Linked DNA regions of Homo sapiens: region 2 is linked to region 1. Evidence: read pairs that join two places in POLR2A ChIA-PET (ENCODE). Cell type or tissue: PC-9. All regions are shown on one strand.

Region 1 (4,000 bases):
AGCCCCCAGATCTTTGGCCTCATGAGGCTGACAGTCCAGTAGGCATACAACTCAAATATCAAATTATAAATACTACAAGAAAAGAAACAGAGGGCCATGAGAGAATGATGTGGTGGGCTGAATGACTGGCTCCAAGATTGTTGTAACTGTTAATTTTATGTGTTAACTTGACTGGTCCATGGGGTGCACAGATATCTGTTTAAATGTTATTCTGTGTGTCTGTGAGAATGTTTCTGGATGAAATGAACCATAGGCTGTGTAAAGCATATTCCTCCCCCTCCCCAATGTGGGGGCCTCATCTAATCAGTTAAAGCCCTCAATAGAACAAAAATGCTAAGTAAGAGATAATTCCTCCTGCCTGGCAGCCTTCAAGCTGACAGATAGGTTTTTCCAGCCTTTGGACTCCAGTGGAAACATCTGCTCTTGGGTCTCAAGCCTGCTGGCTTTCAGACAGAAACTATCAGTTCTCGTGTCTCTCTAGCTTGCCAATTGTACATCTTATGGCTTCTCAGCCTCCATAATTATGTGAGCCAATTTCTTATAATAAATATCTTCTGGGCAAGCCATCTACCTTCTCTGGGTCTTAGTTTCCCAGGGACAGCCATCTCCCTCATGGCCCCCTCCAGGATTTCCGAATCTGGAAAATGCTGAGCTCATGAGGCCACAGGGTGAGAAAGGAGATGATCCTGGAGCCATGCATCAGAGAAGGCAGTTCTTTGATGGGATTGGAGCTGGGGGAAGAATTCCTAGCAGTGGGAATTGAACAATAAGCCTTGATTTTTGCACTTGATTTTGTAAGGAATTGGAAGCTGCTGGTGGTTTCTGAGTAGGGGAGGAACAGATTCAACTGCATTTTCAGAAGCGCACTCTAGCTGTTAGGAGATGGAGGGAGTGGGGAGTGGAGCGGAGGCCACTGGTGGAGTACACGGGGATCTGCCTGAGGCTGCAGAGCACTGCTGAAGTGGACATCCAAGGAGGGGCTGGCTGGACTGAAGAAAAGTCTCTGGGGACAGCTGGCATTGAGTCTTATCACACTGACATTGGACCAGTCACAGCGGATGAGGATGTATATATATTTTTTCAGATGCTGACTTCATTTTGTGTGTGTGTAGAATTGCAAAATTCAATTAATGTCACTAGTAAACTCCTGAAATAATATTTATAACTCCTATCACTGGAATCCCGTGACCAAAATTATATAATAAAAATCGTATAATAAAAATGTGAAGGCAGAAGCATAGAACATCTTCTGTTGTGGGTTGGTTGGAGGTGAGGACTGAGCTGAAGGCTGATATGATTCATGTGTGTTTGTTCTAAGGCTTTTGCAGAGTTTTTCACTTCCTGTTGATCTTTCCACTGGAATTTTAGAATTATCTTATCAAGCTCTTTCCTCTCTACAACATTTTTGTTGTTTTTCACTTCTTCCTGCATTTTCTACCTTTCATCTGGAATTATCTTTCTCTAGTTTTACCTTTTAAAAGGCAAGTCTGTTGGTGAGAAAGTCTGGTTTTGTTTATCTGAAAATGCCCTTATTTCCCCCTAATTCTTGAAGGATATTTTCACTGGGTCCACCTAATTGCTGCTGTTTTTTCCTCTGGCAACTTTTGTTTGTTGATTTTTGTTTGTAATTAACTGATTTTATCAAAGTCCAATTCAAATGCAGTAAGATGAACAGATCTTAAAGATACAGTTTGATGGATTTTAGCAAATGTGTACACCTGTGTACACCAACAGCTCAACCAACATAGAGAACATCGCCATCACCCTAGAAGTTATTTCATGGCCCTTTCTAGCCAACACCCTGGCCAGAGGCAGCAACCTCTGTTTTCATTTCTATCACCATAGTTTTGCCTATTCTTGAACTTTATATAAATGGAATTATATAATATGCACCTCTAATATCCAGCTTCTGTTGCTTTACTTTTTTTATTTTTGAGAGGCATTTATTTTTTAAATATTTAATATTAATATTTAATATATTAATATTAATTAAATACTAATATTTAATATTGAATAATGTATTATCTTTTATTTTTTTAGAATACATTTATATTTTTGAGAATCATACACGTTGCTTGATCTCTCAATAGTTTATTCTTTTTTTGTGTGCAGCCGTATTTCATTGTGTGAAATGCCATGGCTTGTTTATTCTCTCGTTGACAGGCATTTGGGTTGTTTCCAGGTTTTGCTGTTATGAGTAAAAGCTTATGAACATCTCGTACAAGTCCTTTTATGGAGACATGTTTTTATTTATCTTGAATAAATCCCTAGGAGTGGAATTGCTGGGTCATAGGTGAGGTATGTGTTCAGCCTTATAAGAAACTGCTAAGCCATTTTCCATGGTGGTTGTACTATTTCACATTCCTGTCAGTAATGGATGATGCCTCCAGTTCTTCTACATCCTCCCAAATATTTAGTGTTGTCAGTCTTTTAAATTTTTGCCACTCTAGTGGTTGAGAGGCAGTCTCTCTTGATGACTTTAATTCATATTTCCTTCATGACTAATCATTAGACACCATTTCATGTGCTTATTGGCCATTTCTCTGCCACTTTTTAGGACATTTCTTTTGCCTGAGGTTCTAGGGATTCTGAAATCTGTGGCTTGAGGTCTTTTTATCAGTTTTAGAAAGTTATTGGTCATTATCTCTTCAAAGATTGTTCCTGCTTCATTCTCTCTCTCCTCCTTCTGGTGTTCCAATAACACGTATATTAGACGTCACTGCATCTTCTATGTCTTTTGCTCTTTCTTCTGTAGTTTCTTTCCCTTTGTGTCGTCTTGCTTCATTCTGGATATTTTTCTCTGTTCTGTCTTCCAGTTCACTAATTTTTATTTCTTCCATTGAATTCTTACTTTTCAGATATTGTCATTTTCTCCATATCCACTGGTTCCTTTTTTTCCCCATTGTTCCAATTTGCAGCGAAAATTCCAATCTCATCTTTTTATCTCTTTGAACGTAATTAACACAATTAATTTAAAGTCTCTGTCAATTCCCAGTATATGGAAACCCTGTGGGTCTCTTTGTAGTGCTGGTTTTTGTTTTTTTTTTTGTTTTTTTTTTTGAGACGGAGTCTCGTTCTTTTGCCCAGGCTGCAGTGCAGTGGCGTGATCTCAGCTCACTGCAAGCTCCGCCTCCCGGGTTCATGCCATTCTCCTGCTTCAGCCTCCCAAGTAGCTGGGACTAGAGGCGCCTGCCATGGCGCCCGGCTAATTTTTTGTGTTTTTAGTAGAGACGGGGTTTCACCGTGTCAGCCAGGATGGTCTTGATCTCCTGACCTCATGATCCGCCTGCCTAGGCCTCCCAAAGTGCTGGGATTACAGGCGTGAGCCACCGCACCTGGCAGTGCTGGTTATTTCTGCTGATTTTTGTTTATGTGGTCCTGGCTCCTCGTATGTCTTACTTGCATGCCAGATATTGTATTGTGCATTTTTTTTTTTTTTTGGGACGGAGTCTCGCTCTGTTACCCAGGCTGGAGTGCAGTGGCACGATCTCGGTTCACTGCAAGCTCCACCTCCCGGGTTCATGCCACTCTCCTGCCTCAGCCTCCGGAGTAGCTGGGACTACAGGTGCCTGCCACCAAGCCTGGCTAATTTTTTGTATTTTTAGTAGAGACGGGGTTTCACCATGTTAGCCAGGATGGTCTTGATCTCCTGACCTCGTGAGCCACCGCGCCCGGCCTGTATTGCGGATTTGCATGTAGAAATAATCTGAGGCCTGGGATCGTATTATTTTCCTCCAGAGGGGATTTATGTTTACTTCTTCCAGGCATTTGGGGCCACCAGCAATCTCGCATCACCTTAATCCAATATTAGGGATTGAGATTATTCAAAACTCTGCTGTAGTTGCTAGAAGGACCTGTCTGCTTCCTCTTGATCTTTACTCCTTTTTTTTTTTTTTTTTTTTTTTTTGAGACGGAATCTCACTCAGCTGCCAAAGCTGGAATACAGTGGCACGATCTCGGTTCACTGCAACCACCGTCTCCCGGATTCAAGGGATTCTCT
Region 2 (4,000 bases), 480 kb after region 1:
GGGCTGGGTTCTGGCTGGGAATTCCCCACAGGCTTCCCCCCAATGCCCCGGGGGTGGCTGAGGCCAGGCCTCCCAGCCCCTGTGGCCTGAGAGCTGTGGCCTTGCAGGCAGGGGCCCTCCAGCTTCAGGTCAGTGGGGCTCCAGCCCCTCTTGAGCTCAGGGCCTGGTTGGGGGATGGTGGGATGGGCTGTGCGAAGCTTCTGGAAACCCCTGCAGAAGAGGAGACCACAGTCCACCCAGCAGGGGAACCCCCACTCCTTGTGTGCCCCAGGCCCGGGGCCTGGGGAGCACTTTGAACCAGGATGCTGTGGGATGGGGGACTGGCAGCTCAGGACAGGCTGATTCTATCTAAGCCTGGTTTGGGGCCCCAGCCAAAATGGGACTGTGTTTTACTTCCTGTCCTGGCGACCATCCACCCCTTGGGCTCTTTCCCAGTGGGTCTCAGGTCCCAGTTCTCCCTGAAATGCTATTCGAGGACAGAGGAAGGGTCCTTCACAGACCTCGGTCCCCACCCTCTACTCTGGTTCCTGCCAACCACAAAGCAAACTCGGGGAGCTCAGTGCTCCCCAGGCAGGGTGGCCCAGGGGAAGAAGAAAGTAGGTGGCGGTGGCTGGTCCCCCAGCACTAGAAGGGAGTGGCTGGGACTCCAAGCGTGCTGGTGGTGCACGAGGGGGACTGCTGGAGCCAGCACTGGAGAACTGCAAGAGGGAGCCATGGCAGGTTCTAGAGCGAGGGCATGAACCAAGGGAGTCGGGGTATACTAGGCCTGGGTTGACAGGCCAAGGGAGTTGCCCTGTGTGGGGCCAGGCGGTAGGACACGGCCCAGGGCCTCGCAGGTCCCACGGGCCCCGCGAGCCTCAGGCGGCAAAAACAGGCCAGCTCCGGGCGCGCCGCAGGGTCGCTGCCTAGGTTCCGCACCGAGACCCCCGTGCGCCGCACTGCGCAGGCGTGCGCTAGCCGTTTCGGACACGCCCCACCGCCGGAGCGCGCAGCCGCACTGGGTTCCCGGAGAGCGCCCTCTTCTGGCTCCGCCCACGTCGTGCGCAGGGGGTGAGGCCGGGCGGAGCCTGCGTCGGGGGCGGGGCCAGAGCAGGTCCGGGCCTATAAAGGTGGCGGCGGCGGCGACGCGCCCGGCTCCTCTCAGCGGCGGTGGCCCAGGTAGAGGGGTCCGCGCTGGCGGCGGCGGCGGCGCTGTTCCCCGCGCGGTCCGCGGAGCGGGGTCCGGGCTGCGCGACGTGGGGCGGCGGCGGCACTGCGGCCCCGGCCCAAGCCCGACCCCGGTGAGTGCGAACCCCAGGGCGGCCCCGAGGACACCGACCCGGTAGCGGGAAACGGGCCCCGCGGAGCCCTCGCCGCCCCCGCCCGGTCCGCGCTCCTGGCAGGCCGGGCTCCGCTCACCGCCCTCCCTTTGTCTGCTCCCGCCCGCAGGGTCCCCTCCTCGGCCGCCCCCCGCCCGGCCGCCCGCCCTCGGGCCTCCCCCCGGGCCCTCGGTCCCCTCCCCCGCTGGCGGGGCCCGGACAGAAGATGGTGCAGAAGAAACCAGCCGAACTTCAGGGTTTCCACCGTTCGTTCAAGGTGAGGCCCGGGGTCGGTTTGGGGGCGCTCCGGGCTGGACCACCGGAATGGCCGGCGTGGGGGGCGCGGGGCCCGCCCCTAAGATCGGCTCCCGGGGCTCGTGCCTGGCCCCCGCCCTACACCCGGGGCTGCCCGGGCCGGCCGTGCGCTGAAGCGGGGTCGGTGTGCGAGGATGGGGGTTCAGCAGGCCACAGTCCTCTCTCCAGCCATGGCCGCCGGGTCCTTCCTCCAGGACCCCCAAGTGAGGCTGGGAGCAGGAGCCCCCTCCGGGTCAGGGCACCAGGCTGTGTGTCCCCTGCAAGCCCCCGCCGGGTATGTTCTGGGGGGTCAGCAGGCTGCAGTCCTGTCCCAGTCGCTGCATGTGGCTTATGGGGGGTGTCCCCTGCAAGCTCCAGCTGGTTGTGCCCTGGTGGGGACGGGTCAGCGGGCCACAGTCCCATTCCCACCTCCATGTGGCTTCTGGGGACTTTCTTTCAGAATCCCCAGGCCGGGCTGGTCAGGTGCACCCACCCCCAGGGGGCCTGTGCCGTGGGGGAGGGGATGGGATGTCCCCTCAGCCCTGCACTTCGCAGACACCCCAGGCCCAAGTGCTGTTTCCTGTCGGAGCGGGAAGTTTCTGCGCAGCCCGGGTGGTGACTGCTGTTGAGTGCTGGTTTCAGATGAGCAAATCTTGGGGGGGAAGGGGAGGGCAGGTGCTGGGCAGGGGCCCCGCAGGACCTGGCCCAGGGGACGCAGTGATGTCAGCCGGCCCGCCCCACCCCTCAGGCCGGGGTTATGTAATCGCTTCACTGGGCTTCCTTGGGCAGGGACCTGTTGCCCGGTAGGGAAGGCAGGACTGGAGAGAGGAAGAGAGAGTGTGAGTGTATGTGTGTGTGTTTGTGTGTGTGTGTGTCTCTGTCTTGTGTGTACACACAACGCGGTGCTCCAGGGTGGGAGGAGCAAAGAGAGACTGGGAAGAATTCCCAGGTCTGTCCAGCCAGTGCCCCAGGGCAGCACTCCACCCCTGCCACCCCTGCCCAGTTTTCCCCTAGGGCAGCAGGCCTGGCACCATCAGAGTGTCAGGGGCTGGGCGGGAAAGAGGAGGACCTGACAGTGGTCTTCTCCCTCCTAGGGCCAGGCATGAGCTGATACAGAGTCAGTGCATGGGGCCAGCCAGGCAGCTAAAGCACACTTGAACTTTCTAGATGGTTCCAGCCACCTCCTGCCAAGGCCTGCTGACTCGAGTCCCACAGCCAGACCTAGAACAGTGGGACCAGGACCGCCCACACTGCCCAGGATTGTGGGCCGGCCTCTGTGCATGGCCAGGGCAGCCTGGCTGGGAGCTGGGAAGGTGGGCGTCTTGGTGGAGGAGGGCCTGGCAGGCAGTCCTGGCTGTGAGGTGTTCCTCCAGGTGGCCGGGACCGGTTGCTCTAGGAATCTCCCCCCACAGCCCCCACCATGCACGGCTGCTCCCTGGATTGGGGCCACCTCTCCTGAAATACTCTCCTTGCCTCCAGCAGGCAGCAGCCCAGCAGGGAGGCACGTCTGTGGGTGCCTTGGGTTTCTTTCCGTTCGCAGATGGGAAAGTGAGGCTCTGAGACTGCAGGCGCGTGTGCCTGGGGCTCCCCTGTACACGGGCGAGGAGGCCGCGGAGTCTCGTGGTGCCTGGCCCCTCCGCTGTGGTGGCTGCGGCCGTCCATCTGTAGCTTTGCTGAGTTGGAGGCTGTGGCTGGCACAGGGGAACGGTGGCCAGACAGGGCCAGGAGCTCACGCTGGGCTCTGTGGCCCCTTAGGTCATTTCACTCTCGTGAGCTCCCACGAGTTGGGGGCAGCTGCCTCCCGTCTCACCGCTGACAGACCCCAGGGTGAGGTCACTAGGCCAAGGTCAGACAGCAGGTGAACTCCAGTCTGGCCTTAGACCCTGGTCACCTGCCTTGTGGTGGCTGCCCCAGGGCCACCAGGGGCCTCTGGACAGGAGCCTTATGGGAATGCTGACTCCCATGGGGGCTAGTTGGAGCCCCCCCCTTCCTTCCCTCCTCCCCCAGCAGCCTCCTGGTAGCTATCTGCCCGAGCCAGGGTGGGTGGGGAGGCAGGAGGGCAGCTTGGCTCACGGCCCCTCCCAGACTCTGCCCTCTGGCCTCCACCCATCTCCTGGCCTTGGGTCTCCCACGGGCTCCACTGGAGTCTCACTTCTGCTGAACGACCCTCTTGTTAGAGCCCCACTCAGGTTGTCTGGGGCCCAGAGAGGGGCAGTGACTTGGCCCAGAGCAGCCAGCATCCTCACTGGGACTGGGACCCCCGCCACCTCTGTGGGCCCCTCCCGCCTGGGTTCACCCAGACGGGTGAAGCTGAGTGAGAGCTCAGTGGTACAAGGAACCTGACCGGGCCTCGGTTCCCCAGCTTCAAAGGCCCGGCCCCTCGTAAAGGGCCGGCAGTCCCTGCGCTG

What was found. ChIA-PET counts read pairs that join two places held together with the same protein. Peaks named below come from ENCODE experiments on the same cell type or tissue, not always from the same donor. Only the 100,000 strongest peaks of a DNase experiment are listed, where the experiment ranks them.
Region 2: POLR2A ChIA-PET joins it to region 1 with 14 read pairs; 3 of 35 experiments call an interaction of 5 or more read pairs at or near these places.

The regions. Positions count from the first base shown.
Region 1 is chr19:2,531,211-2,535,210 of GRCh38, reverse strand. All of the region lies in intron 3 of GNG7 (G protein subunit gamma 7), which reads left to right. Among named protein-coding and RNA genes, the nearest start is that of GADD45B, 57 kb to the right of the region's middle. In PC-9, no CTCF peak of the experiment used is centred here; DNase peaks (open chromatin) are centred at 1,310 and 2,320; H3K4me3 peaks cover 398 bases; H3K27ac peaks cover 3,404 bases.
Region 2 is chr19:2,048,376-2,052,375 of GRCh38, reverse strand. It overlaps MKNK2 (MAPK interacting serine/threonine kinase 2), which reads left to right and starts at 1,132. Exons shown (of 14, transcript NM_199054.3): 1 at 1,132-1,280; 2 at 1,429-1,575. The coding sequence starts at 1,525. RefSeq lists silencers at 958-1,497, 2,228-2,417 and enhancers at 1,988-2,047, 2,224-2,880, 3,538-4,000. In PC-9, a CTCF peak has its summit at 1,029 (motif pointing left); DNase peaks (open chromatin) are centred at 1,015 and 2,335; H3K4me3 peaks cover 2,520 bases; H3K27ac peaks cover 1,412 bases.